2 separate regions of the Homo sapiens genome follow, and region 1 is linked to region 2. Evidence: chromatin loops called from intact Hi-C (ENCODE). Cell type or tissue: PC-3. All regions are shown on one strand.

What was found. Peaks named below come from ENCODE experiments on the same cell type or tissue, not always from the same donor. Only the 100,000 strongest peaks of a DNase experiment are listed, where the experiment ranks them.
Region 1: it touches region 2 in a loop (5-fold over the local background); 1 of 110 quality-filtered maps calls a loop at or near these places.

Annotation. Positions count from the first base shown.
Region 1 is chr4:5,746,394-5,750,393 of GRCh38, forward strand. EVC (EvC ciliary complex subunit 1) reads left to right here. Exons shown (of 21, transcript NM_153717.3): 8 at 1,755-1,913. Among named protein-coding and RNA genes, the nearest start is that of EVC, 37 kb to the left of the region's middle. In PC-3, no CTCF peak of the experiment used is centred here; DNase peaks (open chromatin) are centred at 1,188 and 1,828; H3K27ac peaks cover 2,226 bases.
Region 2 is chr4:5,633,864-5,637,863 of GRCh38, forward strand. The region is part of intron 10 of EVC2 (EvC ciliary complex subunit 2); the gene reads right to left. Among named protein-coding and RNA genes, the nearest start is that of EVC2, 73 kb to the right of the region's middle. In PC-3, no CTCF peak of the experiment used is centred here; DNase peaks (open chromatin) are centred at 1,568 and 2,138; H3K4me3 peaks cover 482 bases; H3K27ac peaks cover 1,656 bases.

The sequences.
Region 1 (4,000 bases), 110 kb after region 2:
GGGAGGAGGAGGGGGTCCAGGGTCAGTGCTGCTGAAATAAGCGCCCCAGAGCAAGATGCTCATGGGAGGGAGGGAGCCAATGCTCCTGTCCTCTGAATAGGTCCAATATTGAGAGGAGAGGCTTGGAGATGGAGGGTCTCCATGAGAGCCCAGGTTAGAGGACTTTGAGGGCCAGAATGTTCTTAGAACTGTGGGCCAGGATGCTAAGGAAGAGGGCCAGCCTGGATTCCGGTGGTCCACAGAACCCCCAACGCTGTGTGCAGTATCTTGTCCATGTCTGCCTTTCTCAGGGACAGGGTTCAGAATTTTCATAAGATTCTCCAAAGTATTGGTGACCTCCAAAAATGGTGACCTCTGGCCTAGAAATGGTGTGTAAAATGGGAAGAGAAAAGAGCTTTGGTGCCAAATCCTGGATCCTGCCCATATTTAAGGAGGAGCGGATGAGAAGAATTGGGACAAGAAAGCAGAGGAGGAATTGGATGGGCTTTGCAGAAGCAGGAGAAAATCATGTCATGGACGCCAAGAGAATCAGGAGTTTGTAAGCAGAGCGGGCTGTGTAGAGTTGGCAGGTGACAGTCTGCAGTCACGTGGCAGGTGGAAGGCAGGTCATCTGATGGCTCCAAGGGGAAGAGCAGGGTGAGAGCCTGAGGGTGTCAGGCAGGTTTGAGGTCCCTCCTGGCAGGGATGAGAGGAGGAGCAGCATGTATGGGGTTTACTGGGAGGCAATGGGGCCCTGAGATGGGGAGCCGCATTGATGAGGGGTGTTCATCTGGGTGCAGGCTTCCTCCTGGCAGAGCCAGACCGACACCGCAGTTGAGGCTGACAGAGTTTCATGATCTTGAGTCACAGCAACAAAATCATGGGTTTCTGGTGACACTAACCCCTGCCCCCTCCCATGCCCAGTCCAGCCAGAAGTGTCCATTTCAGCCTCTCAGAGGCTGAGCCAAGATGGAGGCAACCTCAGCCGTGGAGTTAAATGGACCTGAACCAAATCCGGGCTTTCACTGGGTCCATGACCTCTGACAAGTGACCTAACTCCCCCGAGCCTGTTCCTACACCTCTAGATACATACTTTATCATGATATCAAATGTGTGAAGCACAGAGCCTGGCGAACAGCCTGTGGGCCATGAGGGAAAGTTGCTCCGATTCCTAGTGTCATTGTCCTTAGAGCTCTGACTGGCTGTGATGACTCAATTAAACCTCCTGCATTCTAAGCCACTTGGGAATTCCCAGCTCTGCTCCTGATAAAATGAGGGGGAGGGAAGATTTTAAAGCAAAATGTTTTCATGGTCAGCATCCTCTCTGCCATATTAAGCTTTTGTACTTTTAGGACAATAACTAATATTTAAACATCTGTTTATGCTTTTACTTCCAGGAAGTATTTAATCCCATTTAAAATTGCCAAAGCTTCCATGAGCACATTGTCACATTTCATCGGCCCCTAGGTAGCTGTAATGACCTGTGCAAGAGTCTGTAGGCTGGACAAGCTACTGCTTTCTTTCCTTAGCAGCAGTGCTCTCGTGTCTGCTGAAACACCATTGCAAAACTGACTGACACTGGAACCAGACAATGGAACCAGAAAGAACTTCACTGTAGAACGTGATTGTTGCCAAGATAAACTCACTGAAACTGTAGAATTGTTTAGAATCTTTGTTTGTGATAGGGAGTGAATTGTAATTCCCGAGCACGCACCGTTTGGCTTTCTTAAGTAAGTTTTTCACCTCACTTCTTGCTGCTTGTGCTCATTTCACAGATGGAAGCTTTCTGGAAACAGATGGCAAATATCCAGCACTTTCTTGTGGACCAGTTTAAGTGTTCCAGCTCCAAAGCCCGACAGCTGATGATGACTCTGACGGAAAGAATGATTGCAGCCGAAGGGCTATTGTGCGATTCTCAGGAGCTGCAGGCTCTGGTAATGCTGGAGGGGGCGGGAGGGAACATAAAGATATTCAGACTAGAGATATGGAATCCTGAGGCTTGACATCCTTAAATCTAACAGATTCATGTTGTAGCTGGTTATATAGAGCCTCAGGGAAAAAAAAACCAACAACAACAGTAAATTCATTCATCCATTTATTTATTTATCCATCCATCCACCCATCCATCCACCCATTGACCCTTCCATCCATCCATCCATCTACCCATCCATCCATCTGCCCTCCCACCCATTTATCCATCCATCCATCCACCCATCCATCCATCCATCCACCCATCCATCCACCCACCCATCCATCCATCTGCCCTCCCACCCATTTATCCATCCATCCATCCCTCCATCCATCCATCCACCCACCCATCCATCCACCCGTCCACCCATCCACCCACCCACCCATCCACCCATCAATCCACCCATCCATCCATTTACTCATCCATCCATCCATCCACCCATCCATCCATCCATCCATCCATCCGTCTATCCAATGAGTGAAGGCTCTGGCCAGCTCAGTATTACTGGAGCATAGAACACTGGTCCTAAACCTGAAATTACACATTGAAATTATCTGGGAGCTTTAAAAAGTACTGATTCTTGGGCCCCAGATGGGTCTCCATCCCAGAGTTTCTGACTTAATCAGATTGGGGTGCAACCTGGCTGGGCATTGGGGTTTTTAGAGCTCCCCAATGACGATGGTGGGAGCTGGGGTTGACGCCCACTGGTGTAGACAGAGCATTGATTGACTTTCCTGATTGCCCTGTTTTGCCTGCAGAGTTCTTTAACAATGCCTTTTCCTGGCCTTCACTCTGAGGTTCTAATATGATTGGTCTGGAGTGGAGGCCCTGGCATTGTGGGTTTTAAAACTCCCTGAACTATTCTGACGGGAGGCCAGGGATACAAACCCCTGGTGCATGGGTGTCCAACCTTTTGGCTTCCCTGGGCCACATTGGAAGAAGAAGAATTGTCTTAGGCCACACATAAAATACATTAACACTAACGATAGCTGATGAGCGGAAAAAAAAAAAAAAAAAAAGGTCCCTCCTTATTTTTGTGAAGCCTGCCAACCACAGATAAGCAAAAAAGTCCTCACATTCAAAGGGTTGGACACCCGTGGGAGAGAAATCTGCGAATCCAGCTTTGACTCTGGGCTCTGTTGTTTGGAGCTGTGTGATCTTGAACACATTACTTAACCTCTCTGCGCGTCTGTTCCTCTATTTATAAAATAATAGTGCTAAGAGTTGCCACAGACAGGGCCTGGCTAGATGCTGAGTGACTCCTAACACCCCAGTCACCATTGGGTTCCTCTTGGTACACATTGGGCTCATCCTGTGTGCGCCAGTGTGTACTAGGGCCAGGGAACGAGCCCTCTGATGCTGCCCTGCACCCATTTCCCCGTCCTGTGCACCAGCCCGTGTGGCAGCTCGGCTCAGAACCCTGCAGTGGCCACCCTGCCCTCAGCACAGACTCAGCTCCTCAGACCCGTGGGAAAGCCAAGCCTCAACGGATCTTTGCCTCCCCTTGCACACCACATGCCTCTCCCAATCCGCTCTGCTCCTCCAGGTGTGATCCACAGACCACAGCATCGGCAACACTGGGAGCTGGTTAGAGTGCAGAATCCTGTCCTCCACCCTTCCCAAGCAGGATCTGCACTTTAACAAGACCCCCACATCCACACAGTTGTTTGAGAACTTCATGTGCTTTTTCTCGGTATATACACACATGGCCTTTTTTTTCTGTCAACACTGCCGAAAGATAGGTATGGAAGATATTTTATTCACAGCACGCAGATAAGGAGCCCACTCAGTGATCCACCTAAGATCCCCGTCCTCTCTAATGACATCGCTGAGCCTGGGCCTGAAGCTTCCTGGTTTGCTGCCCAAGCCCCTTTGAATTGGATTTCAGTTTGATAAGGCTGCTGACTCATTAATGCTCTGCAAAGGTGAAAGACTTTTCTTCCTATATTTTTTTCTTTTGCTATCAGCAGGATATTGATGCAGAAAAAAGAAAATACATCCTTAGCTGACTCTGGCCAGAGTATCAGCCAATAACTTCCAAATAGGAAGAAG
Region 2 (4,000 bases):
CACTTCCAATAACTCACAGAAGCTCTCAAAGGTGACATGCTGATCTCTAGCTTTCTCCGTCTCTCCAGTCCCTTTTACTTATTGTTTGATTTGTTCAGAATCTGGGCCAGAAAGACAAGCATTATTTAGAGCCTTCTAAAGAGGTCCAAGGGCCAACACATGGCATCCCCTGCCTTGCAGGTGCTCACAGCAAAGCCTAGTGGATGACAGCAGGGGCCATGAGGCTACAAGTCAAAGGCTTTTATGTGCATCCTCTTGGCAACTCTGTCAGGACCCTTGCCCATACTAATAGCTTGCCTTGCCCACCAAATAACAATTCAGTCTTTTTAAAAAGCTGATTTTATAACAAAGGATTAGATTCGACATAATGAGTCACTCTATTACAGAGAAATGGTATTCACAGCTGACTTGATCTAAATCAAAGGATGCAATTCACCAACAACCAGGAGGGTGTCAGGACCCTGAGTCTGGGCACCGCAGGGGCATTCCGCTACGAATGACTAGCTGGTGCCCAGTTATGTCGGTTCATCCATCAAAGCGACCTTCTTTTTTTGACAGTATAGAATTTGACAAGTCCCAAACTTCAATTTATTTTAATTAATAGAAATGAAATACGGGGTAATTTCCATTTAGCTTCTCACAGGCAAGATAAAAAGCAGACACACACACAAATCCTAAAATAAAATATTTGGGCCTTTTTTAGAATCATATCTCTGCCGAAGAATAAAGTATGAGGCAATGATGTATTTGTGCCATAGTGAAACACTCTCTAAAATACATGTGGACAGGACTCCCATGCCCACTTCAAAAGGGAGTTCAGAGCCTTGCAGATGTGAGTTCCACCCCTGACCTAGTTCAACCTCCTATGGCAGAGATGAGAAAACTAAGCCCTAAAGCAGGGGAGGCACACCCCTGGGCCTGCCAAACAGGGGAGGTCATGTTTCCAAATGAGTGAGGCTGCCTGGTGTGACAGGCACTAGGAACTACTGGGGAATGGGGCAAAGTGCAAAGAGCACGCCCTGCCTGTAGGGGCAGCCTCCACCCCGTCCACCAAAGGGCTCTGCAGGAATACGGACTCAACACAGCTCAGTCTTCCCATCCTTTAGCTGGAAATCTGGGTTTTCTTAAATAAAAGTTTATATTTTAAATACTGTCAACAAATGTGCTTTTTTTTTTTTTTTTTTTTTTTTTGAGACAGAGTCTCACTCTTTCGCCCAGGCTGGAGTGAAGTGCTGCTATCTTGGTTCACTGCAAACTCCGCCCTCTGGGTTCAAGTGATTCTCCTGGCTCAGCCTCCCAAGCGGCTGGGATTACAGGTGTCCACCACCATGCCCAGCTAATTTTTGTATTTTTAGTAGAGGCGGGATTTCACCATGTTGGCCAGGCTGGTCTCAAACACCTGACCTCAGGTGATCCACCTGTCTCGGCATCCCAAAGTGTTGGGATTACCACACCTGGCCACAAATGTGCATTATAAAGGAATGTGAAAGTAATGATTACTCACCCCCAACCCACTATTGAACTTCTCAATGAAAAAGACTTCAGGGAGATAAGGCACATGCATCCTATGGCTTCCAACACCTAGAAAAGCAAGTGTCCCCTGGAGGGAGTGTCCCATGGAGGGAGTAGGGGGCATAAACCTTAAGGGAGGATACAGAAGTTCCAGTGTGAGAAGCACAGGCCTGCATCAGGCTGGCTGCAGCAGCTGCTGTGCATGTTGACTCTACAGCATCACAAAGTGAAATCACGCTCGAAAGTGACGACTGTGCTGTCATACTCCCCATACTCAGAAAGACAGGCAAATTGTGAAAATGTTTTATAAAAACAAATCCATCAGAAACGGTGAAAATGTCAGAATTCTTGTGCTGAGGACAAAGACTCACACAGGGGTTAGAAAGCCTCAGGCAGCCCAGGGCAAGACATCTGCTGGGCCTCCTCTTTCAGTGGCAGAAAAGCAGCGGGGAGAGCCTGGGTATAGAAGACGAACCCCAGAGGAAGGACCCAGCTCTGAACTGGATGCAGGAAGCTGGATTGCCAGTCACTTCCCCTCCGGGCTTCGGTTTGCCCACCTTCAAGTAGAAAGAGTTCACATTCTGTGTTCTACACCACAGGCATCTTTAAAAATTACATTCAGTTATGAATCATAATAAACCCTTGTCCAAGGTTGACTCAGCGCCGAGCAATGGCTGAAGTACTATACGAGAATTAACTTACTTATACTCACAACAGCCCTCTAAGACCTCAGGCATCATGATTATCCCTGTCTTAAGGATGGGGAAAGGAGACCCAGGGTGACTGGGTAACGTGCCTACTGGAGGAAAAGAGGGAGGAAATAAACCCCAGCAACCTGCCTTCTGTGCCTATATCCCCCAATACTCTCCCCAAGGTTTCTCAATGGAGAAATGCTTTGAGAACTATAAGGCATTATATACGCATTTAAATATTATAGTATGAACAAATTTCAGCTCTACATTAATTACAGTCAGCTCTCTGTATCTGTGGGTTCTGCATCCATAAATATAACCACCTGCAGGTCAAAAATTTCTGTGTGTATTGAACACATACAGACTATTTTTTTCTTGTTGTTATTCCCTAAACAACATTCCCTAAACTATTTTTTATGCATTTATACAAACTATTTATAACTACATAACATTTACATTGTATTAGGTATTACAAGTAACAGAGGTGATTTAAAGTATACAGGAGCATTTGTGTAGGTTATGTGCAAATACGACACCATTTTATAACAGAGACTTGAGAATTTGTGGATTTTGGTATCCATGGGGGTGGGATGGTGGGGAGGGTCCTGGAACCAATGCTTCCTGGGTATCAAGGGAGGGATGACTGTACTGTACTAAACTTTACTCAGGAAAGCTGATACTGCTCCTTTTGCTTTTCTTTTTTAAAACTAATTCTTGGTGGAATAATACATCCAAAATATTTTTATGTATTTTATTTAAAGATGACTATAACACATGATGGATAATTATAAAGCAGTCTGTGGTTTTGTGAGATGGAATCACTTGCATGGACTGGAAGGAAACTAGTTCTATTAAATGCTGCAGCTCAGATACTATTTCTGGAAACAGATTGGTTCAAATAAGGCGGCTGCTTGTCTTTGAACAGAGTGACCTAGGACATCCGGAGTGATGGTGCCTGCCCAATACACGCTGGCTTGCAAGGTGGTGTGGGTGGGAGAGACAGGCTGCAGAAAAGCCCTGGAGAGAGCAGGGTCAGGAAGCCCTGAGGAGGAGAGGGACTGCGTGACAGATGGGAGTAGGGCACCGACCCAGCATCCTATCCTCATGCTCTCCGCATAAAAAAGCATTGCCCCAGGCAGTCTTTTGATAGCAAAGCCACTAGAAACATTCTAGGTGCCCCACAGGACGGGTTCACATGGGGCGCACAGCAGGGGGACGTAACCTCCACTGCAGGAGGGGGCAGTGTGCGCAGTGGTTGGGGGCATGCTGCTGGACATGAGGCTGACTGTCCTCGGGCAGGTGAACCTTCCCCAGCTCAGTTTCCTCACCTGTCAAAGTGAGATCCTCTCAGTCCCTACCTCACTGAGTTGTTGTGAACGCTAAAGAGAGTCAATGGGATGTGCTTGGAACAATGCCAGACACACCATGCATGCTAAGGAAGGATGAGCTGTTATTGTTACACATCGTATTTTTTAAGAGTATTTAATAAAATCAGCAAATGTGTATACTGTGATGTAAAGTGAAAATAAGACATATATACAACTATACAAACTGCATAATCCTTACTTTATAAAAATAAATGGATAAAGCAAAAGGCTAAAATGTATGCTGGCAACTGAGGGCAGGTGTGAAGGCTGCCTGAGCCATCCCTGTATCTCCAGGGTTAGGTATACAATAGAAACTCAACAATGGGCAGAATGAATGATCCTCTGCCACTGAGTTGTGGGATGGGCTTCTCTCTTTTTTTTTTTTTTCAGGGCTTTTTCTTTTTCAGCTTTGGTTCTGAAATCAGACAG